Regions from separate parts of the Homo sapiens genome. Here all the other regions are linked to region 3. A link is a contact called in ENCODE Hi-C or POLR2A ChIA-PET data. All regions are on one chromosome and are shown on one strand. Each heading gives the region's core, a stretch centred on a gene start or an enhancer-like site at or near the end of the contact. The rest is flanking DNA. Distances are from core to core; before and after follow the strand shown. Region 1 holds the start of ANKLE1 (ankyrin repeat and LEM domain containing 1). Region 2 holds the start of EPS15L1 (epidermal growth factor receptor pathway substrate 15 like 1). Region 3 holds the start of F2RL3 (F2R like thrombin or trypsin receptor 3). Region 4 holds the start of MED26 (mediator complex subunit 26).

What was found. A loop is a pair of places that touch in the nucleus more often than their neighbours do. ChIA-PET counts read pairs that join two places held with the same protein, here RNA polymerase II (POLR2A). Pooled maps may share reads with other maps.
Region 1: a loop to region 3 is called in a map with no recorded cell type, with 3 times the contacts of the local background. The contact joins the promoter of ANKLE1 here to the promoter of F2RL3 in region 3. A Hi-C loop is called at or near these places in 2 of 168 maps with a recorded cell type or tissue (IMR-90 and K562), 10 of 37 single-sample maps with no recorded cell type and 10 of 50 pooled maps. POLR2A ChIA-PET finds 5 or more read pairs at or near these places in 1 of 52 experiments (H1).
Region 2: a pooled map shows a loop between it and region 3 (4-fold over the local background). The contact joins the promoter of EPS15L1 here to the promoter of F2RL3 in region 3. A Hi-C loop is called at or near these places in 2 of 37 single-sample maps with no recorded cell type and 11 of 50 pooled maps.
Region 4: a loop to region 3 is called in a map with no recorded cell type, with 10 times the contacts of the local background. The contact joins the promoter of MED26 here to the promoter of F2RL3 in region 3. A Hi-C loop is called at or near these places in 1 of 168 maps with a recorded cell type or tissue (chondrocyte), 12 of 37 single-sample maps with no recorded cell type and 13 of 50 pooled maps.

The regions. Positions count from the first base shown.
Region 1 is chr19:17,280,412-17,285,917 of GRCh38, reverse strand. It overlaps ANKLE1 (ankyrin repeat and LEM domain containing 1), which reads right to left and starts at 4,017. Exons shown (of 9, transcript NM_152363.6): 1 at 3,936-4,017; 2 at 3,709-3,861; 3 at 3,157-3,262; 4 at 2,916-3,054; 5 at 1,956-2,693; 6 at 1,652-1,829; 7 at 328-487; 8 at 99-237. The coding sequence starts at 3,997. RefSeq lists silencers at 4,006-4,095, 4,106-4,155.
Region 2 is chr19:16,467,639-16,473,614 of GRCh38, reverse strand. EPS15L1 (epidermal growth factor receptor pathway substrate 15 like 1) reads left to right here and starts at 1,645. Exons shown (of 24, transcript NM_001258374.3): 1 at 1,645-1,702. The coding sequence starts at 1,670. RefSeq lists silencers at 1,414-1,813, 1,874-2,093 and enhancers at 2,174-2,323, 1,556-2,467.
Region 3 is chr19:16,885,360-16,891,590 of GRCh38, reverse strand. It overlaps F2RL3 (F2R like thrombin or trypsin receptor 3), which reads right to left and starts at 2,592. Exons shown (of 2, transcript NM_003950.4): 1 at 2,293-2,592; 2 at 1-2,018. The coding sequence starts at 2,401. The coding sequence ends at 970. RefSeq lists enhancers at 1,318-1,917, 5,008-5,508.
Region 4 is chr19:16,625,815-16,631,120 of GRCh38, reverse strand. It overlaps MED26 (mediator complex subunit 26), which reads left to right and starts at 2,917. Exons shown (of 3, transcript NM_004831.5): 1 at 2,917-3,249. The coding sequence starts at 3,178. LOC105372296 (a long non-coding RNA gene) reads right to left here and starts at 2,689. Exons shown (of 2, transcript XR_936361.3): 1 at 1,873-2,689; 2 at 1,313-1,762. It also overlaps a transcript of SMIM7 not described here. RefSeq lists enhancers at 1,704-1,753, 1,858-2,789 and silencers at 2,304-2,383, 2,634-2,893, 2,994-3,053.

The DNA.
Region 1 (5,506 bases), core at 2,768-5,267, 390 kb before region 3:
CAGTCAACAAATGAACACCCCTCAGAAGGAAAAAAATGAGGGAACTGGGAAGCCAAATGCCTTTCATATGACCCCCATTCTAGGTACCAGGCACCCACCTAGGGCTTCCACAATACACGCCTCCCGTGTATAAGCCTCCACAGCGACCACGTGCTGGAAGCAATGTAGGGACACAACACCGCAACCACTGGCCCAGATGTCCAAGATCTGACGCACCTTGGGGCAGGCCTGGTGGGGCTAGGGCAGAATCAGGAGTCAGCACCCCCAATACCCTCCCCTGCCCATGGCCCGACTGCCCTCGCTGAACCCTGATCCCTGTCCTCACACCTGTTTTCTTGACCGCCCATGGTGACCAAGGGCCTCCCAGAGGTGGACATATGGCCGGGCCCTCGTCCCTTTGCCCACGTAGAAGATGGCACGGATGAAAGTCTGAAGGCGCTCAGCTGGGGTCAGTGAGAAGGCTCGGGCTGGCAGGTCCTGAGTCTCCCTGGATGAAGGGGATAGCTCAGACAGGGAAAAGTGGATACAGTGGTCCCCAGAGGCAGTCCTTAAAGTCACAACATATCTTGAACCCATGTCTAGTGACTCCTGATTACAGGATCAGAGAGAGTCAGCGGCTCCCCAAAGACATTCAGCAGCTTTCTTTTTTTTTTTTTTTGAGACAGAGTTTCACTCTTGTTCCCCAGGCTGGAGTGCAATGGCACAATCTCAGTTCACTGCAATCTCCACCTCCTGGGTTCAAGTGATTCTCCTGCCTCAGCCTCCTGAATAGCTGGGATTACAGGCATGCACCAACACACCTGGCTAATTTTGTATTTTTAGTAGAAATGGGGTTTCTCCACGTTGAACACGCTGGTCTCTAACTGCTGACCTCAGGTGATCCGCCCACCTCAGCCTCCCAAAGTGCTGGTATTACAGGCGTGAGCCACCATGGCCAGCCGGGGCTCATGCCTGTAATGCCAACACTTTGGGAGGCCAAGGCAGGAGGATCACTTGAGGCTGGGAGCTCAAGACCAGCCTGGCCAACATGGTGAAACTCCATATCTACTAAAATTACAAAAAAAATTAGCCAGGCATGGTGGCACATGCCTGTAATCCCAACTACTTGGGAGGCTGAGGCACAAGAATCACTTGAACCCAGGAGGCGGAGGTTGCAGTGAGCCAAGATTGCGCTACTACATTCCAGCCTGGGCGAAACAGTGAGACTCCGCCTCAAAAAAAAAAAAAAAAAAAGAGGCCGGTGCGGTGGCTCACACCTGTAGTCCCAGCATTTTGGGAGGCCAGGGTGGGTGGATTACCTGAGGTCAGGAGTTCGAGACCAGCCTGGCCAACATGGTGAAACCTCGTCTCTACTAAAAATACAAAAATTAGTCGGGCGTGGTGGCAGGTGCTTGTAATCCCAGCTACTTGAGAGGCTGAGACAAGAGGATTGTTTGAACCTGGGAGGTGGAGGTTGCAGTGAGCCGAGACGGCACCATTGTACTCCTGCCTTGGCAACAAGAGTGAAACTCCGTCTTAAAAAAATAAAAAAAAAGAAGAAGAAGCAGCTGATGATTCTAGGGCCAGTCCCTTTCTTAAGGGCACACAGCAAATAAAAACCAATCCCCAAATTTTCTAGTTTCTATTTCTGGGGCTTTCCTGCCCTGAGTACCTGGGGTCCAGCAGCAGATAGGTGAAGCTAGACTTCACGACCCCCTCCCGCCACCTCCTGGCAGGATCTGGCTGCTCAAACTGCTGGGCCAGCGCGTCTTCATCTGCCTGGACATCTGGAATACAGCCCGTCCGCAGGGCTGCAGCCAGTTCTAGGCTGTGCCCTGAAAACTCTGGGCCTGGAAGTCAAGGGAGATGGAGGAAGGGATGATTCTGAGATGGGGAGGAAAGTGGGGCTGAGAGCTGGGGTTCTCCGGGAGATTCCTGGAGGCTCCCTGGACTCCATGTGCCCTGGGAAGACTAACCAGGAGCAATCTGGGCTTCTTCCAGCTGCTGGTGGTACAACTGCCTGGTGAAGGGTGTGATGGGGTGAGGATTCTCACCAAGTGCTCGGAGTCCCTTCAGCAACTCCAAGTCAGACACAGTGGAGACTGGCAGGTGCCGGCAAGGGCCGACAGGTTCCCTGCCACCTGTAGAGCTTGCCTCATCCTCTGTCAGCCAGAGCGTGGCCATGTCACTATCAATGGATGTCTGGTGCTCCCACAGGCAGTGGCAGTCAGAAGCTCCAGGGGTTGGTGTCCGTGGGGGGCTATGAGCTGGACTCCTGTCCAGGAGAGGCATGGAGGAAGGGGAGGACTGGAAGCCAGCAGCATTTGGTGGGGTCAGAGTCAGGGCCTGCAGACGGGCATTCAGTTCTGCCTCCGTGCCCTGAGACCTAGGTACCCTCTGGTTGGCATGGACAACATGCAGAAGTCCCTGCCTGGTCGGTGGCAATGACCCAGCCCAGGGGGGAGTGTCCGAGGCTGGGTCCTCAGCTCCAGAGACCTCAACCGCTGTGACGAAAGAGGCGTCTGAGCTGTAATCCCAGTGCCCTGGAGGGGACGCCGAGCTCCCATGTTTGTCCACAGTTTCAAGGGGAACAGGGAGGCTGGGGGGTCCTGGGTCAGCCTCCAAGCCAATGTCCCTGTTGTCACCTCTGCATGGCTGCTTTTGGAGTGCTATGGAGTCCAGCGTCTCATCGGTAGGTCCAGAGAGGCCTGGGGCTGCAGGTGAGAGTGGGGGCCAGAGAGGAGAGGAGGAGGGATGAGACAGCGATGAGAATAGGATCAAACAGAAAAAGGAGATCAGAGTGTCTGAGGCCGAAAGAGCTGGCCACAAATAGTGGATGTGAGACGGTCAGAACCAATGGGTGGGGTGGGGAAGACCCTGGATGTCAGGGACTGGTCCAGAAGTCAAGCCCCAGCAGCCCTGCAGGCCCTACTCACTGCCAGGTGCAGGCTCGGGCTCCTGAGTCTCTGCCCCGATCCGGGTCCGGGTCCTGGTCCGCGTGTCGAGATCCTGCAGGACTCGCGCGCACTCCAGGTGTCCCTGCTGCAGGGCCAGGTCCAGCGGCCGGAGTCCGTCCTACAGGGGCGCGGTCAGCAGGGGGCGCCCGAGGCCCTCTTACCTTCCTTCCCTCCCTCTGGGCTCACCCAGCCTTTCTTTGCCCGCGCAGTGCCTCCCAACCTGGTCGCGCAGCGCCGGGTCCGCTCCTTGGCTCAGCAGCAGCTCCAGGCCGCGGCGGCAGCCCCACGCGGCGGCCACATGCAGCGGCGTCAGTGCCTCGACAGATCTGGGGCGGCAGCGCAAGAGGGGTCATTGCGGACTCAGCCTCCCGGCAGGAACCCCGATCTCCGCTCTGGGGACCTGGAGCCTTCGTTCTCGGCCTCCCGGATCTCCGCCGTCCACCCTGGTACACTGCCCTTGGAACCTAGATGCTATGACCTCAGGCCAGGACCCAAACCTCTGCCGTCTGACCCTGGTGCCTCCACTCCAATATCCGAACCCTTGATCCCCACTTTGGTCCTAGCGCAGCCCCATTCCACGCCCTCGGTCTGGGACCCCAGCGCCTCCCTCGAGCCCTAGCCCCTGCCCTTGGACCCCCAAGTTCCCTCCCCAAGATCCCCTAAACCCCACCCTCGAGCCCCGAGGCCTGGCCCGGGATGATGGGGCGCCCCTTCCCGGATTCCCAGACTTCGGCTTGGGGAGACCCCGCCCCGGACCCAGGCTCTATCTTACCGAGCGTTGGGGTCCCCGCCTTGGCGCAGTAGGGCCCCGAGGCAACGCAGGCCGCGCGGGTGCCGGGCTCCGGCCGCCAAGTGCACAGCCGCTGCGCCGTCCTCTAGCACCAAATTAGGGTCCGCGCCGCAGCGCAGCAGCTCCTCTACTGCCCTGCAAACACCGCGGTCAGAGTGGACCCCGGCCAAAGACCCCCACTCCTGGCCCGCCCCCGGCCCCGCCCTCACCACGGCTCCTCCTCCCGCAGCGCATCCCGCAACCTGCGAGCCAGGCGGGCCTCCGAGCACATGCCCTGGCTGGGTCCGAAGCGCACCGCCTGGTCGGTCGATTTCCTACTTCCCGCGGGGGGCTTGTGGGCATGCGCCGCTCCTCCCCTCGGCTCGGGGGGCCCCTCTCCAGGGCCGAGCAGGGTTCCCAGCCAGGCTGCCCCGCGCCGCACGGGGGTCCACATCGGGGTTCGAGAGCTTTAGTGTCCTCAGGGGCCCTTGACACCCGGAGGCGCTCAAGCAGGGTCTGGGACCGCCGATAAGAGCCCGGGTGGGAGGATGCCACCGGGTGTGCCACTATCTCATTTAAAAACGGGAAACGCGAAGGCACCCGGCTCGAGTGGGTGGAGCTACGATTAAGAAAGTCCGGGGTGCCCCAGGTCATTAAGTCTCAGGGAATCTTCTTCAAGGGTGGCCTCTGGCAGGGAGCACGGCCTTATGAGAGGCTTAGGCCGGGCACGGTGGCTCACACCTGTAATCCCAGCACTTCGGGAGGCCCAGGCAGGAGGGTTGCTTGAGCTCTGGGGTTCGAGACCAGCCTGGGCAACTTGGATAAACCCAGTCCCTACAAAAAAATACAAAAAACTAGCCGGGCGTGGGTGGCTTGCACCTGTGGTCCCAGCTACTTGGGAGGCTGAGTTGGTAGAATCTCTTGAGCCCGGAAGTTCGAGGATGCAGTGAGCCATGATCACACCACTGCACTCCAGCCTGGGCAACAGAGCAAAACTCTGTCTCAGAAAATAAATAAATACATAAAATAGAGGCTTCAATTTCCAACCCCCAGGCCGAGGGCCCAGCTCACGCCTTTAAGCACAGTGCTTTGGGAGGCTGAGGAGAGAAGATCGTTTGAGCCTACTAGTTTGTTGTTGCTTTTCTTTTCTTTTAGTGAGTGCAGGAGTTTGAGACCAGCCTGGGCAACGGAGTGAGGCCCTATTTTTTTTTTTTTTTTTTTTTTTTTTTTTGAGCCGGATCTTACCCTGTCGCCCAGGCTGGAGTGCAGTGGCGCAATCTGGGCTCACTGCAACATTTGCCTCCCAGGTTCAAGCTATTCTGCCTCGGCCTCCCAAGTAGCTGGGATTACAGGCATGTGCCACCACTCTCGGCTAATTTTTGTATTTTTAGTAGAGATGGGGTTTCACCATGTTGTCCAGGCTGGTCTTGAGCTCCTGATCTCAGGTGATCCGCCCGCCTCGGCCTCCCAAAGTGCTAGGATTACAGGCGGAGACCTTGTCTTTGTTTTATTTATTTATTTATTTTTGAGACGGAGTTTTGCTCTTGTTGCCCAGGCTGGAGTGCAGTGGTGTGATCTCAGCTCACTGCAACCTCCTCCTCCAGGGTTCAACAGCTTCTCCTGCCTCAGCCTCCCCAGTAGCTGGGATTACAGGCATGCACCATCACGCCTAATTTTTTATTTTTAGTAAAGACGGGGTTTCACCATGTTGGTCAGGCTGGTCTCGAACTCCTGACCTTGTGATCCGCCCACCTCGGCCTCCCAAAGTGCTGAGATTACAGCCGTGAGCCACTGCGCCTGG
Region 2 (5,976 bases), core at 396-2,895, 420 kb after region 3:
TTAGGTAAACTTACCTTCCTCTTTTGTTCTTCCAGTACTTCCAACACTTTTATACTCAGTCCCCTGTAGTCGTTTATGTATTCATTTATTTTTATTTATTTATTTTTTAGACAGAGTCTCGCTCTGTCACCTAGGTTGGAGTGCAATGGTGAGTTCTCAGCTTATTGCAACCTTCCCCTCCCAGGTTCAAGCAATTCTCCTGCCTCAGCCTCCTGAGTAGCTGGGATTACAGGCACCTGCCACTGCACTGGGTTAATTTTTGTATTTTTAGTAAAGATGGGGTTTCTCCATGTTGGCCAGGCTGGTATCAATCTACCTGTCTCAACTGGATTGCTGGGATTACAAGTGTGAGCCACAGAGCCTGGCTCAATCCCCTGTATTCAATATCCTCTGTTTGAAGTACCTAGAAGGACTTCTCTTTTCCTTATGGAATACGTACTGATAAAGCACTCAAGACTGTTAAAAACCTTCATTACTCTATTGATGTAACAAAAGAAGCTGAGGCAAAGTTAATATAAGTAGAGAGTTTGGGCCAAGGTTGAGGACCGCAGTCCAGGAGACACAGATTCAAGTTGCCCTGAATGTATGCTTTGATTAGCAACAGTTACAAGTGGGTTCTTTTTGTTTTTGACTTTGTTTTGAGACAGAGTCTCACTCTGTCACCCAGGCTGGAGTGCAGTGGTGCAATCTTGGCTCACCGCAACCTCCACCTCCCGGGTTCAAGTGATTCTCTGGCCTCAGCCTCCTGAGTAGCTGGGACTACAGGCATGCACCACCACACCTGCTAATTTTTGTATTTTTTTTAGTAGAGATGGGGTTTCACCATATTGATGTTTCACCATACTGGCCAGGCTGGTCTCCAACTCCTGACCTCATGACCCTCCCACCTCGGCCTCCCAAAGTGCTGGGATTACAGGTGTAAGCCACTGTACCTGGCAACAAGTGGGTTCTTGTCTTATTTATTTATTTATTTTTGAGACAGAGTTTCGCTTCTGTTGCCCAGGCTGGATTGCAATGGTGTGATCTTGGCTCACTGAAACCTCTGCTTCCTGGGCTCAAGCAATTCTCCTGCCTCAGTCTCCTGAGTAGCTTGGATTTCAGGTGCCCGCCACCACAGCCAGGAGGACGCCTTGCGGGGCAGGGTGAGGGGGGCAGGGTGCGGGTCCCCCAAATTAGCGCGCACACACACACACACACACACACACACACACTGCGATCCTAGGAACAGGGCGCTTTGCGGGGCAGGGTGAGGGTCCCGACCCTCCGCGGGGTGGGCGACCGCCTCCCCAGGCGCACTGGCAGGGGGACGGCATCCCTAACAGAGAACCAGGCCTCGGCATGGGCTGGAGGGATGACACAGCATGGTCGACTCGGACAGCGGCCAGCGGCATGAGAGTCCGAACAACGTTGGAAGGAGGAGTAGGGGAACGGGCAAGAGAGCACGGAAGACGCAGATGCCTCAGGCCCAGCCCCTCCAGGCTGCGTGTGGGCGGCCCCGCCCCTGCCCCCGCCCCTCCCGGCCTGACTGCACATGCGTGGCCCTGTCTACGGCCCCGCCCTCTCCCGGGACAGGCGGCCTGCGCACCGCCCTCCCGTCGTCCCAGTGCGCACGCGTGGCTGCAGCCCCGCCCCCGTTCCCCCGGCGCTCGGAGCCCGAGTCCGCGGGAAGATGGCGGCGCCGCTCATCCCCCTCTCCCAGCAGGTACGGGCCGGGCGGGCCTGGGGGCGGCGCCGGGGTGCGGGGCGCGAGGCGAGCGGTGCGGCGAGGCTGAGGCGCTGGGAGACTCAGCCAGGCGGCGGCGGGGGCGGCGCGTGCTGAAGGGCTTGCGGCGGGCGGGTGGGCAGGCGGCCCTGAAGGTGACAGGCCGGGACCCGCGGCCTCCCGTGCCCGAGCGACCCTCGCGGGCACCGGCGAGGCGAGGAGGTGCGCAGCGCGTGTCCTCTCCGCCCAGGGCCCGGACCCTGCCGCCGCTGAAGCTCCCAGGCCGGGGACCCGCGGAGGCGCTGGGCTGCATCCCGGAGGGGTGGGCGAGGGGTGCGAGCGTTTCTGTCGGCGCGGCGGCCCAGCGAGTCTTTGTCTCCCTCCGGTCCCGGCGCCCGGGCGGGCAGGGTCCCGCCGGAGCCCGGACCCGTCAGCAGCAGTGCGATCTCAGACTGATCCCCTGCCTCCTTGGAAGCTGCTTCCGCCACCCCTGCACCGGGCGCAGATCGTACGTCTCCGGGCGCCTCTCTGTGTCCTCAAATTCGCCTGATGCGCTTATGAAGGGGCAGTATCGATAGCGCGACACAGACATGCGAAAAAGAGCCATGCGTAGGCAGCTCTGTTATTTGGGAGAGACTTTCATTCATTCATTTTCTATCCATCCCTCAAATGTGCGTTGGGTCAGGTGCTGGGAGCGCTGCATTCTTCCAGACAGACAAGGTCGCTGCTTTCCTGGAGGTGACACTCGTGGGAACTAGAAACTACCTGTGTTATGCTAATCACAGCTGCCTTTATTTGCTGAATACCTGTGTTGTGCAAAGCACCATATAAGCATTTTGCTAGAATGATCTAGCACAGCATGGTGATTAAGAGTGAGGACACAGGGTCAGATCATGTGTTCAAATCTTGGCTCCAGCCCCGATTTCTCTGTGCCTTTGGTTGAAGCTCTTAGCCATTCCACCCATCAGTTGCTTCCTTTGGAAAATGGAGATATAAAAATGTGTTGGGATTATGTGAAAATTAAGCACGTGAAAAAGCGCTTAGAACAGTGCCTAGCATATGAGAGGCACTCAGTGATCCTATAATTACTGTCATCATTTAATCTCTGCCAGATTTGGACGTTTGGGAGTAGAGACCGCAGCAATTAAGAATTCCAAACCCAAAGAGAGTTGATAGGCCGGTTGCATGCTTGCATGACTGGTTAGCTGATCCAAGGAGAGAGAAGTGCACAGCTAGCCAATTTGCAACACTGTCACTAAGTTAACAGTGCTAAAACCCGGTGATTATTAATTAGCAAGTTCTTGTTACTGACATGAAAGTGCTCTGTAAACTGTTAAGTGTCCTACCGATAATAGGTGTTAATAGCTAAGTGCTACAGTTTAGAGTATGTAGTCAGGGGGTGGGGGGCGGGGAAGGCGGGAGTCGGGGGAAAATCACCTAAGATCATTTCATGAGAAAGCACTAAGCACTCCCAGTTTGGGAGGCGTGGATCTTTCTAAAACTTCCTGTCCAATTTTTTTTTTTTTGAGATGGAGTATTGCTCTGTCACCCAGGGTGGAGTGCAGTGGCATGATCTCAGCTCACTGTAACCTCCGCCTCCCGAGTTCAAGTGATTCTCCTGCCTCAGCCTCCTGAGTAGCTGGGACTACAGGCACGTGCTACCACACCCGGCTAATTTTTGTATTTTTTTTTTAGTGGAGACGGGGTTTCACCATTTTGGCGAGGCTCGTGTCAAACTCCTGAACTCGAGTGATCCACCCGCCTTGGCCTCCCAAAGTGCTGGGATTACAGGCGTTAGCCACTGCGCCTGGCCAGGTCACTGACTTCTTAGCCTCTTCCTGTTCCTTTCCCTATACATTTGTTGAATGAAGGCGTGGCCTGGTTTTCTTCGTTTGGAAATGTCAGCACTTCTTTACACTTGCTCTCGAGTGAAAATCTACACCATGGGTTACTGTTGGCCCAGGTGTGAGGCATGGCCCTCCCAGGCCCTTACTGTCTAGCTCAGGAGATCACTTGGGTTCACAGATAACTCTGGGGGAACCAAGGGTATAATTCCAAAATTTTTGGTTGGGGGCAAAAGGGAAGCACCCTGCAGCAGGTGGCTGTGATCTGGTTGGATTTAGGTGACAGAGCACACTTGGCAAGCAGATGGCCAGGTGAAGGTGAGCAAAGTGGATAACCCAGCGGGCTAGCCTAGGGGAGGAGGGGTGTGTTTTCTCCACCCCCACTCCTGTCTGCACTTTTCCCATCAGCATCTTTTTCAGTCTGTTCTGTACTCCATGACATCATCTCAGAATCTCCTTCCTTATATACTCTTTTCTGACCCTGAATATCAACGTAAATTCGAAAGGTCTGCACCTCTGCCTCTTTAGGAGTGATTTTTTTTTCCCAACAGCATCTCAGTGATTTGTGTGTCTCCCTGTCCCCCTGCTCAGCTCTCTTCTGCTTTCCAAAAAGCCTTCCGTGGAAATGCATCCAGATCTCTTTCCTCCTTGTACTCCCCGAGGTTACCGGTGGCCCCTCCGTCCTTAACCCCGGTGCCCTGTGGCTGCAGCCGATCCTCCTCGAACTCCGCAACACTGGAGCCCGTCGGTCTTCACTCTTCATCCTCTCTCCTTTCAGTCTCTCCTTCTTGTCCCCTAATTTCAGCCTCCCTACCTGCATCTTATCTCTCTGTGCGCTCCCTCCCCTGGAGCTTCTGTGCAGAGGACTTCAAACCTGCCTTCTAGAGTCCAGAAGGTGTCTCTCTCCTGCACCTCTGCCAGCCTGCTGGACTCTGGAATGGGCCATTTCCTTGCCATGCCCCAAAGTGGTCTGGGCCATTCTACTTCCTACTTGCCCACTCCCTCCCACTTAATCCCACGCCACTGTGGAAGTCATCTTTTTGATTTTTGAGACAGGGTCTCGCTCTGTCCCCCAGGCTGGAGTGCAGTGGTAGGATCATAGCTCACTGCAACCTCAAACTCCTGGGCTCAAGCAATTCTCCCACCTTGGCCTCTCAAGTAGCTGGGACTACAGGAGCGCAGCACCAATCATACCCAGCTAATTAAACAATTTTTTTTTTGAAGAGATGAAGTCTTGCTATGCTGCCTAGGCAGGTCTTAAACCCCTAGCCTCAAGCAATCCTTCTATCTCAGCCTCCTAAAGTATTGGAATTACGGTGTCAGCCACTGCATCTGGCTAGGATTCATCTTCTAAAACATATTCCCCTGTTCCAAAAACCTTTCACAGCTCCCATTCCCCTTCCTCCAAAAGAACTCAGTTTATGGCTGGGCGCTGTGGCTCATGCCTATAATCCCAGCACTTTAGGAGGCTGAGGTGGATGGATTGCTTGAGGCCAGGAGCTCGAGACCAGCCTGGCCAACATAGCAAAACCCTGTCTGTACTAAAAATACAAAAGTTAGCCAGGCATAGTGGCAAACGCCTATAATCCCAGCAACTTGGGAGGCTGAGGCACAAGAATCGCTTGAAACCAGGCGGCGGAGGTTGCAGTGAGCTGAGATCGCGCCACTGCACCCCAGCCTGGGCAACAGGGTGAGACTCAGTCTCAAAAAAAGTCAGCTTTGATGACCTTAGTAAGCCCTGAATCGACTCCACCTAACCTTGCTGGGTCCCTTTCCTGCACTTCTGGCTCTTGGCAACACTTTCTAGCCTCAGCATCCTTAGCTGTGTTGCTCCGGTTGCTAGAACATCACTGTGAGCTCCTGCCGTATGCTGCCTGCCCTGAAGGACGGTCTTTGAGGCCTCCCCTGTGTTGTCCTCCCTTAGCCCCACCCGAATGAGAGTTCTCTCCCTTGTACCTTCCGTGGGTCCCTTTTGTGACCGCTGTACCTAGGAAGCGCGTGGTAACTGGGCTCAGTGATGAGGAGAGACTGCCCTGGGCCCAAAGAGCTACACCTTCCTCCTTTCCCCCTTGTTATGTGTTCTTCATCCAGGAGCTTTTGCTGTATTTCAGTAGGTGCCTCCATTCTAGGAGGCTTTTATTCCCCTTTTACAAGTGAGGAAACCAAGACCCACAGAAATAGAGTAACTTGCTGAAGTCTCATAGTTGGTGGGCGCAGAGCTGAGGTCACACCTGCGTCCTCCTGCCGCAGAGCCCTGCTGTTCCAGATGGCCTGCTGGGCACCTCTCCCAGAGCAGCACCCGGCCAGTGTGTCTGGAATGAATGCTGAGTGGCTCGGACACTTACTTGTCCTCTTGTCCCTTGTTTCTTTTCTTCCTCTGAAATAAGTGCTAGTCTATCTTAGTAGAATGCTAATGGCAATGCAGTCTAA
Region 3 (6,231 bases), core at 1,343-3,842:
GTATTTTTGGTAGAGATAGGATTTCACCATGTTAGCCAGGCTGGTCTTGAACTCCTGGCCTCAGATGATCTGCCCACCTCGGCCTTCCAAAGTGCTGGGATTGCAGGTGTGAGCCACCACACCCACTATCTCTCGTCTTCTTTTTTTAATTTTAGTTTGTTTATTTTTGAGACAAGGTCTTGCTCTGTTGCCCAGGCTGGAGTGCAGTGGTACAATCATAGCTCACTGCAACCACAACCTCCCAGGCTCAAGTGATCCTCCCGCCTGTGCCTCTTGAGTGGCTGGGACTATAGGCGCATGCCACAATGCCTGGTTCATTAAAAAATTTTTTTGTGTGTAGAGATGGGATCCCCCTATGTTGCCCAGGCTGGTCCCAAACTCCTGGCTTCAAGCAATCCTCCATCTTGGCCTCCCAGAGTGCTGAGATTATAGGCGTGAGCCACTGCACCTGGCCGTCACTTTTCGTCTTTTTAAAATTGAATTAAATTAATTAATTAATTAATTTAGAGACAGGCTCTCTGTCACGCAGGCTGGAGTCCAGTGGCGCAATCTCGGCTCACTGCAACCTCTGCCTCCCAGGTTCAAGCGATCCTTCTGCCTCAGTCTCCTGAGTAGCTGGGATTACAGGCGCCAGCCACCAAGCCCAGCTAATTTTTGTATTTTTGGTAGAGATGGGGTTTTACCATGTTGCTCAGGCTGGTGTTGAACTCCTGGGCTCAAGTGATCCATCCGCCTTGGCCTCTTAAAGTGCTGGGATTACAGGCGTGAGCCACCAGGCCTGGCCTCTCCTTATCTTATGAGGACACCACCCACACTGGATGTAAGGCCCACCCTTCTCCAAAGTGACCTCCGCTAGTGACAGTTGTAACAACCCTATTTCCAAATAAGGTCACATTCTGAGGTCCCAGGAAGGACGTGAAGTGGGGGAAGGGACCCTGTTCGACCCAGTACAGCCTTCCCCACTTTGTGTCACTGGAGCAAAGAGGAGTGGGTGCCCATGCCCCGGCTGCCCCCTTCCGCAGAGGCCTTGGAGGCCACGGTGTCCCCCGGCGACCGTTGGAAGAGCCCTGCCCGCACCTTGTCCCTGAACTCGGCCGACACGTAGTAGTAGATGAAGGGATCCACGCAGCTGTTGAGGGTGCTCAGCGCCAGGCTGGGCACGTAGGCACCATAGAGGTTGCCCCAGGCGCTGGGGCTCGGGTCCGAGTAATGCAGCAGCAGCAGCAGGTTGCTGGGCACGAAGAAGGCCACGGCGGAGGCCAGCACCACTGCGGTCAGCCTCAGCGCGTGGCCGTAGCGCCGGCCGCTGGCCGCCAGCGTGTGCAGGGTGGCCCCGTAGCACAGCAGCATGGCCAGCAGGGGCAGGAAACAGCCCAACAGCGCCAGGCAGGTGAAGGCCGGTTGCCAGTGGGAGGCCTGTGCGTCCAGGGGCAGCGCGTCATGGCAGAGCACGCGATCGGAGCGCGCCAGCCGGAAGGTCTGCCGCTGCAGTGTCAGGGGCAGTGCCAGGGCGGCCGCCATGAGCCAAGCAGCCATGCAGAGTCCAAGGGCCAGGCGCCGGCCACGCAGGGCGCGGGCCCGCAGCGGGTGCACCAGGGCCAGGTAGCGATCCAGGCTGACGGCGGCCAGCAGCAGCACTGAGCCATACATGTGACCATAGAGTGCGGCCGTGGCCAGGCGGCAGGCGGCCTCCCCGAAGGGCCAGCGCTGGCCACGCAGGTGGTAGGCGATCCGCGGGGGCAGCGCCAGGGCCAGCAGGAGGTCAGCAGCCGCGAGGTTCATCAGCAGCATGGTGGAGGGCAGCCGAGGTGCCTGCGTGGCCAGCACCCACAGCGCCAGCCCATTGGCCGGCAGCCCCACCACCAGGACCAGCCCATAGAGGGCGGGCACCAGCCTGGTGGGCACCCAGCCCAGAAGCAGTGCCCGTGAGCTGTCCGGGAGCTCCAGGGTGTCACTGTCATTGGCACAGACTTGGCCTGGGTAGCCGCGGGGGGCAGGCAGGATTGAGGGCGTGCTGTCTGGGAGAGAGAGGGGACCTCAGTCAGCCCCTGCCTCGGCAGGTGACGAGAAGCAGCAGGGAGGGAGGTGCTCAGAGCCTGGGGTCTGCCCTGGTGGGAAACAGCTGGACATGACACTCAAGGGAATAGCCCAGCCCTATGGGGTCAGAGACGGGATACAGAGTGGGCTGGGCTGAAGCCCGCAACTTCCCGGCCTCCCCCTCCCCAGCTCCGGGCCCCCAGCTCCATCTCTGATGTAACCCCATCTCTGCACCCCAAAGCCAGGACCACTCACCATCACCACCTCCGGTGCTCCCGCTCTCGTCGTAGACGCTGGGGGTCTGGGTGCCGCCAGACAGGCTGAACCCCAGCACCAGGGGCCACAGGAGCAGTCGCCCCCACATGACTGCACTCAGGCTGCTCTGGGCTGTGGCCTCAGGCTTCCTGCCTCGCCGGACCCTGAGCCCCAGCTTCTGGAGCCGAGGCGGACGAGCAGATCGCGCCGGTAGAGATAAACCAGGAAGGCTGCCCCTGCCCCCGCAGACCCACCAGGGCCGCTTGCCAGCCAGCCCGTGGGAGGACTGGAGTGTGGGTTATGGAGACCGGGCTGCCCCACGTGGCTATATCCAGTGTGGCGCCTCCCAGGGACCCAGGTGCCAGGCCAGCAAGATGCAGGGGGGGGGGTCCCAGCTGCAGCCAGCACCCCCGGTCCCTGACCAGCCCAGGAAGCATCTGCGGTTCAAGTGGCCACTTCCTGCCAGCCGCTCACATCTGCAGCCACTGTTCTCACGACAGCCCTGTCCTCACCCCAATCCCCACGCCCATCACGGGCTCTGGGCCTTTCCTGAAGTCACCCCCCGACTTCCTATCTCTGGTGAGCAGGATAAGAAGAGCCCTGCTAGGCCAGGCACGGTGGCTCACGGCTGTAATCCCAACATTTTGGGAGGCCAAGGCAGGCAAATCACCTGAGGTTGGGAGTTTGAGACCGGCCTGACCAACATGGAGAAACCCCATCTCTCATAAAAATACAAAAATTAGCTGGGCTTGGTGGCAGATGCCTGTGGTCCCAGCTACTCAGGAGGCTGAGGTGGGAGAATTGCTTGAACCCAGGAGGTGGAGGTTGCAGTGAGCCGAGATCTTGCCACTGCACTCCAGCCTGGGCAACAGAGCGAGACTCGGCAAAAAAAAAAAAAAAAACCAAGGATGGGCGCCTCCCAGAGGGTAATAGCGAGGGTCCCTTCAGACCCCCAGAGCAGCACGAGCCCAGCGTCAGGGACTCTGGCTGAACCTCGAGAGCCCCTCAGCATCCTCGGCTGACCCCATACTCACAAGGCACCCCTGTATGAGTGCCTCACTTCACTCTTGCCCAGGGGACACACGGGCATCTGTAGGGGAGACAGTGATGCTGGGGACAGCACCTGCCGAGGACCGGGGGGACTTCGGGGTGTGTGGCTCGCCTGCTCTGACCTCTGACCCTGAGTGAGGTGGCCAGGTTGAAGGGTCCCCAAGCCAGCCTCCAGGGGGCCTCCCTCCTCTAGCCCCAGCACATCCCCACTCCTGGGTACCATTGGATGGGGGCTCATCGGGCAGATGAAGAAACTGAAGCTCGGGGGGGTACCCCTTCCCTCTTCTGCACAAGGCCCCTCAGTGTTGTCCCTCCCTGCCTCAGAGAGGCCTCAACCCGTCGTGCCCTGGGGGAGTCTGGTATGGGTGGTTCTGGCCCCAGTGTGCTCAGCGCTGGGCTACAGGGGATGGGGGACAGGGCTTGGGGGGGTCTGGGAGCAGGAGGGCCTAGTTGGGAGCCATGAGGATTGGGGAAAATAAAATGAACTAGGGATGGGGGAGGGAGGGGTCCAATGTGGCCGTTTCCTGCCTGGGGGAGCCCTAATCTCATCACACACTTGAGCACTCGGGGATCAGCCAGGAAGTGACTGAGCAGAGTCTTGGACAGAGTCAACACCCAGCTCCAGGAGGAGACACTGAAGCCTGGAGAGAGAGTCTAGCTGGGGCAGGGTCTCAGAGGCCCTGCTCCCATTTCTGGGCAGTTTCCATGGCCACCAATGAGAAAATCAGCTTCACGTCAATGACTTGGGGAAAAAGGTGGCTGAGGACACCCTCAGCACACGGAAAACCCACGCCTGGGCTCCCCCCTCCACCGTCTTCTCTGTGAGCAGAGTGGGAAGCTGTGCAGGGGAGGCTGGGCACACCGGCAGTCCAGTGATGCTGGGGCAGGGTGGTTTGAAGATGATGCATCAAAATAGTGATGCACGACCGGGCGCAATGGCTCACGCCTGTAATCCCAGCACTTTGGGAGGCCAGGTGGGTGGATCACGAGGTCAAGAGATCGAGACCGTCCTGGCCAACATGGTGAAAACCCGTCTCTACTAAAAATACAAAAATTAGCCAGACATGGTGGCGCACGTCTGTAGTCCTAGCTCCTCAGGAGGCTGAGGCAGGAAAATCTCTTGAACCCAGGACGCAGGGGTTACAGTGAGCTGAGATCACACCACTGCACTCCAGCCTGGGCAACGGAGCGAGACTCCGACTCAAAAAAAAAAAAAAAAAAAAAAAAAAGCCAGGCACAGTGGCTCACACCTGTAATCCCAGCACTTTGGGAGGCAGAGGCGGGTGGATCACCTGAGGTTGGGAGTTCGAGACCAGCCTGACTAACATGGAGAAACCCCATCTCTAGTAAAAATACAAAATTAGCTAGGCATGGTGACATATGCCTGTAATCCCAGCTGCTCGGGAGGCGAGGCAGGAGAATCACTTGAACATGGGAGGCAAAGGTTGCAGTGAGCCGAGATTGCATCATTGCACTCCAGCCTCACTCCAGCCTGGGCAACAAGAGTGAAACGCGTCTCAAAAAAAAAAAAAAAACATAGTGACGCACATGCCCTTATACTCAAGGGTTCCATGTCTAGGAATTTCTGCCAGACACACGCACAGGAAGATGTCCTTGGGAGGATATCCACACAGCAGCACAAAGCAGGGAGGTGCCCGCCAACAGCCCCTCCCCGGGAACAACACGGCAGCACAGGCTGTCGGGGGAACCCCAGCAAGCAGAGGTGACGATGACATTGCCCCTGTCAGGCACAAGCTGTACCCAGGCGACACTGCCCAGGTACTTCCCGGAGGACGCTGGGCGCGACAGCTTTGGAGGAGAGGAAACCATGTGTCTGTTTTGTACTGTTGGAGTTTTCTGTGCACTGTGTTACTTTCCATAAAAACTTTTTTTTTTTTTAAGATGGAGTCTCGATCAGTCGCCCAGGCTGGAGTGCAATGGCGCAATCTCAGCTCACTGCAACCTCTGCTTCCTGGATTCAAGCAATTCTCCTGCCTCAGCCTCCCCAGCAGCAGGGATTACAGGCGCCTGCCACTATGCCCGGCTAATTTTGTGTATTTTTAGTAGAGGCGGAGTTTCGTCGTGTTGGCCAGGCTGGTCTCAAACTCCTGACCTCAGGTGACCCACCTGCCTCAGCCTCCCAAAGCACTAGGATTATAGGCATGAGCCACTGCACCTGGCCAAAATATTTTTTATTTAGAGATGGAGGTTCGCTCTTGTTGCCCAGGCTGAAGGTGCAATGGTGCCATTTCGGCTCACTGCAACCTCTGCTTCCTGGATTCAAGCGATTCTCCTGCTTCAGCCTCCCGAGCAGCTGGGATTATAGGCACCCGCCACCATGCCTGGCTAATTTTTGTATTTTTGGTAGAAACGAGGTTTCATCATGTTGGCCAGGCAGGTCTCAAACTCCTGACCTCAGGTGATCCACCCGCCTCAGCCTCCCGAAGTGCTGGGATTACAGGCGTGAGCCACCACGCCCGGCCAAAATCTTATTTTCTTAAAAAGGGCAGACAGCCAGGCCGGGCTGTTTCAGAGTGGTGGCTCATGCCTGTAATCCCAGTGCTTTGGGAGGCCGAGGTAGAGGGATCGCTTGGGCTCAGGAGTTCAAGACCAGCCTGGGCAACATAGTGAAATCTTGTCTCTACAAAAAATCAAAAAATGAGGTGGGAAGATTGCTTGAGCCCAGGAGGTCGAGGCTGCAGTGAGCTGTGATTGCACCACTGCACTCCCACCCGGGTGACAGAGTGAAACTCTGCCAAAAAAAAAAAAAAAAAAAAAAAAAAAGGCAGCCTTAAAAAGTAAGGGAATTCTGACATATGCTACATTGTGGATGAATCTTGAGGACATTATGCTGAGGGAAATAAGCCGGTCACGGAAAGACAAATCCTG
Region 4 (5,306 bases), core at 1,668-4,167, 260 kb after region 3:
GAGCCACTGCACCCAGCCCTTCCTCTCCCTTTCTCTTTGGGGTTCCCTTCACAAACAGGTGAGGCAGCTTTTTCAAGGGCATTCCAAGCACAAAAGACCTTGTTGTACCTAAATACTATAAGGGACCTGTCATTGAGGACGAACCATCACAGCAAGAGGAATTATCTCGTGCCGCATCTTCGCATAACTGACAGGATCCCTGGCAAGGATGTCTCAATGCAGAAAGTTGGCTAAGTGAACTGCAGTATCTACCCTGGACCTAAAAGAACTTGCTAATGTTTTCAAGACTACAATTCAGAGGCTGTCTGATTTAATCTTTGCATTTACAAAAACACCCTTTTACGTACATTAAATGTGGAATAAAACTAAATATCCGTGTGTGTGTTGTGTATCCTGGTGTATATAGTATTATATTTTATGAAGTATTTCATTCATTCCAGAAATAGCTCTCCAGACCCATGGTGTACCAGATCTGTAGAAACTGAAATGCATTCATATGTCTGGGGGTGTGTGTAACGCTACCGTGTATTTGATGAAACTTTTCATTGACTTACTCCACAGATACTATTTTTCTATCTACTGGGGATACCAAAAAGAGCCAGTGCCCTTGAGGAACCAAGTCATGTCAGTGCTTCTTAGTTTTTAAAAAGTGGGTAAGTTGAGTACTTTCCAGATGTTTGTTTATTTTTCAAGACAGTCTTGCTCTGTCACCCAGGTTGGAGTACAGTGGCGTGATCTCAGCTCACTGCAGCCTCTGCCTTCTGGGTTCAAACAATTCTCGTGCCTCAGCCTTCTGAGTAGCTGGGATTACAGGTGTGTGCCACCATGCCCGGCTAATTTTTGTTTTTTCAGTAGAGAAGGGGTTTCACTATTTTGGCCACGCAGGTCTCGAACTCCTGACCGCAAGTGATCTGCCCACCTCGGCTTCCCAAAGTGCTGGGATTACAGGCATGAGCTACCAGGCATGAGCCACCGTGGCTGGCCCCACATTTTGTTTGAGACAGAGTCTGTTGCCCAGGCTGGAGTGCAGTGGTGTGATCTTGGCTCACTGCAACCTCCGCCTCCCGGGTTCAAGCAATTCTTCTGCCTCAGCCCCCTCTAGTAGCCAGGATTACAAGTGCGCGCCAGCATGCCCGGCTAATTTTTGTATTTTTAGTAGAGATGGGGTTTCACCATGTTGGCCAGGCTAGTCTCGAACTCCTGAGCTCAAGTGATCGCCCACCTCCGCCTGCTGAAGTGCTGGGATTACAGGCTTGAGCCACCACGTCCGGCCCAAATGTTTCTTAAAATAACCTGACCCATGCAAAATAAATTGCCTCCTATGTAATACTTTATTAAAAAAAAAAAAAGATACTGTACATCCGAGTTAGAAATTAAGAGAGAGGCAAGACCAGAATATGCCTGAGGAAGGCTTTGCTTATTTTGCTTATCAGAAATGAGAGAATTATCTCCGAATGGGCCAGTTTCCAACTTGGACCATGTACACCATGTACACAATGCACCGCATTCTGGGAGGGGCGAGGTTGGGAGCAGTAAATGACAAGTGTTTTGCCCGTGTTTCTTTTCTCCTCCAAGTGTGATGTAAAACTTTTCACATGTGCAGAAGCACGCAACCATAGCCACGTGCAGAAGCAGCCGTTTTTGCAAATGAAAATATTTCCCAGAAGCACAACAAATACAAGACTAACAGGTGTCGGGCAGCTCCAAGGCACACATGTGGTTCTCATCAGCTGTCTTCCTCCTGTTTTAAATCTAGGTCTTCCTGTAACAGTGGGAAAAAAAAGATTTCTCCCGAGGCCGCCGAGCTTGCCTTTCCATCCCGTCTCACAAGAGCATTTCCAACAGAGCTCCCAGAGAGAGGGGAGCAATTACCAAGGCAATAAACAGGGTGGAGGGAGGAGGGGCGCCCTTAAACTTGACATCTGCGGTTCTGGGCTTAACCCCGAAGTCTAGGTGACCTTGGGCCTCCGTTTCCTCCTCTGTGACGTGTTTGGTTAAGAGAATGAGCATCTCAGTTTTACAGAATCTCAAGGCAGAGGCGGGTAGAAGGGTCTTTCAATCACGGGGTTCTCTGCCGGTGGGGGGGCGGGGGGACTGTGCCCCCACAAGGGACGGCGGCAATGACTGCAGATTGGGGGAGGGGGCGCTTCGGAGGCCAGAGATGCCGCTCAACTTCCGACAGATCGGGGGACCCGCCCCGAAGACAGAGCGATCCCGCCCAAATGCCAGTGGTGCCGAGGTGGAGAAGCCGCCGCGTAGACGCAGATTTGCAACCTCCGGCTTTCCCAGCTACGGCGGGCGGCTTCTGCCAGAGGCGCTTTGCCGCCTCACGTTTTCGCGATCGGGGTCGCGCGTGGCGGTGCAGACCCCCGCCCTGCCACCACACCCATTCCCACACCCTCTGAGGGGCGGGGGGGCCGCGGCGACACCCCCGGACTCCGATGACCCTTCTGCGCGCAGAATCACAACGTGGACGTCTGGTTCCCTCGCCCTCACAAAAAACTCGGCAGCTGCTCAGCCTGCGACTCCCGTCCCCCAGTCACGCGCCGGGAAGGCTCTCCCAGAGGAAGGATTTTCCCGCCGCCCTCCCCGCCCCGAGGTAGCCGCTGCGAGCGTCCGGGTTCAAGGACTCTTTGCGCGCGCGCTTCCGTCAGAAAGCCCCGCCCCGTGACCTGGACGGGGGCCGTTGCCCCGCCCAACCTCCTCCCAACGGCTGCCTAGGCCGGGCGGCTGGGCGGGGCGTCACGGGCGGACGAGTGCGCCTGCGCGCGCTTGCGCGGAGGCGCGGGGCGTGGCACACGGGCAGCCCCGCCCAGGCCTGGCGTCTCCGCCCGCCCCATCTCCCAACCTCCTCAGCGTGGCGCCGACGCTGCGTGCGGCGCGGACTACCCAGAGTACTCCGCGCGGGGGCAGCTCACTGGAGTTTGGTTCTCGAGGCGGCGGCAGCGAGCGGCGGCGGCTCCGGCGGCTCCTCCTCCTCCTTTGGTGGCGGCGGCGGCCCGGGACCGAGACCCGGCCCCGGCTCCCCTCTCCGCCACCCCGCGCGCCCCCAACCCCCCGGCGCCGCGGGGAACATGCGGCTCCGGCTCCCGGAGGCCGGCGAGTGAGTGACCCCCGTCCCCCGCCTCAGCCCGCCCGCCCGCTGGCCCGGCCGCAACCCCCCGCCTCGCCCAGGCAATGACAGCGGCTCCGGCGTCTCCGCAGCAGATCAGGGACCGGCTGCTGCAGGCCATCGACCCCCAGAGCAACGTAAGTACCCGCCGCGCGAGCTGGGACGGAGGCCGCATGGGCCCGGGACCCTCCCCCTCTCCTGTACCCCTCGCCCACCGGGCTTCGGGGGACCCGTCTGGCGCCCACCTCCCCTCGAGGGCCGCTGCCATCCCTGCCTCTCGCTTCTCGGGCCCGGGCCGGGGGCAGGTCGGGCAGCCCGGCAGCGCTCGGTACGTGAGGCCGAGGCTTCCGTGCGGCCTGGGCGGAGGAAGCAGACGGGGGAGCTGAGGCTAGAGTTTTTCCTCCCTTTCTGCTCCAGCTCTACGACCCTCACTGCTCTGGACGAAGCTTCTCTGCCTCGCCCTCCCTCCGGGACCCGAGACCCCCGGGAAGCCCTCCCGGAGCGGGAAGGGGAGGGAGAAGGGCTGTGAAGCAACTGGTGTCCGGGGTATGACTCGGGGAACCTATGTCTCCCATGTCTTGGCCTCCTGGGTGATCAGGGAAGTCCTTCTTCCCCCTCCTCTCGGCTGGCAGCACCTTCCTGGCTTCGGAGAGAACCCCCAGTCTGTTTTGCCCCTGGCCGGGTACCTAGGGTACGTGGAGAGTCTGTCTCCCTTCTGTGACTAGACACGCCTTTGCCAAAACCCTCTTGGGGTCGCTGCCGACGATAGATGATCTCGGGGAGGGTGGGATCCTTCCTGTTGCCTTTCTGGGCCTCAGTACCCATTGCGTCTCTGACCAAGCCAGAGCTCCATTTTTTAGGTAGTGAATTAAAGAGGACTTTTCTCTCCCGTTTACCCAAGAGCTCTGTTTCAGTAGGCTCTTTCCCTCACCTGGGGGTCTCAGCCTGGTGGTTTTTGACCCAGACTGTCGGGGTTAACTCCAGAGTGTCGCTTCCTCGGGTGCCCCTTTGCTGAGGCTACTGTTTGCGGAGGGACCGCCCCCTCCCCTTCCGTGTGTGTGTGTGTGTTGTTGCGGGGGTGGGGGGGTGGGGGGGAAGACTGATCTATTCTCATATTTTCTCCAAGAGTTTCTTGGCAGTAGGGGTCATTCTTCCCGCGGCAGGAGCAGGGCGGTAGGAAGATGCAGTAGCATCCAGGTATGAGGGGAGGCCCTGCTTCCCAGGAAGTGGCCATTGAGATCACTTTTTAATGTGCTGTGAATGGAAGAAAAATATCATCTTTGGCTTGGCCAGGTAACTCAGGTTTCTCTCACCGTAGGGGTTTTTGCTTTCATTTTTACATGAGCTTGGCTGATTACTCTTAGCAATATGCTTCACTCTGATGATGTTTTGGGAATAATTCACATTGGCTTATACAATTTTTGGTTAAGACTGAAGGGTTATGAGTTTTTTCGAAGGCTCTGGTTGCTGTGATATAAGTACTTCTCTTATCCCTGGTATTCAGGTCCCATTAACATTGACTTGATGGTAATTGTCTTTAACAAATGTTATATTGTACATTTTTGTTATGACTTTGGGGGTGGAGTGGGCACAAGCTATATAAAACCTTCTAGAATGTCCTTTTTGCAGTAACTGGTGTCACTGCAATTTTAAGACTGAAATATTAGAGGATAAAACTAGTGACATGAAAAAAATAGCCTTGGTGACTTGTGCATCTTTTGTGGAGCCGGAAGGTAATTTTTTTAATTTCACGCACTCGCTTTCCTTCTGGAGAGTCTGAGAGGTTGCTGAGATATTAGCACTGATCCTTAATGCCACCTCAGAGAGCTTTGGGATCAGGCGGCACTTTGACAGGCGATCACAGTGTTGTAGATTAGGTCACTCCAGTGACCTCACAGTTTCCAGTATTGTATAGGGTTCTAATCTAAAGGGTTCCTTGAGGCAGAAGAAAGGAGGATGGAACAAATCTTAGTTTTGTGTGTCTTAGCACATGCAGAAATGCTATATAGGTCCCTGGTTATGTTAGCTGGCATGGAATTTGCATTTCATACCGCTTATTTTCAGGGACTTTAGTGATGATCTTGGGCAGAGTCCTACTAACATGGGGTGGATGGATTTGGGAAGTTATCTTCTTGACTATGAACAATGAGGAAAGTGCCTCCTTTGTGATTGACCCTCTGAGCGCTGTTATGGG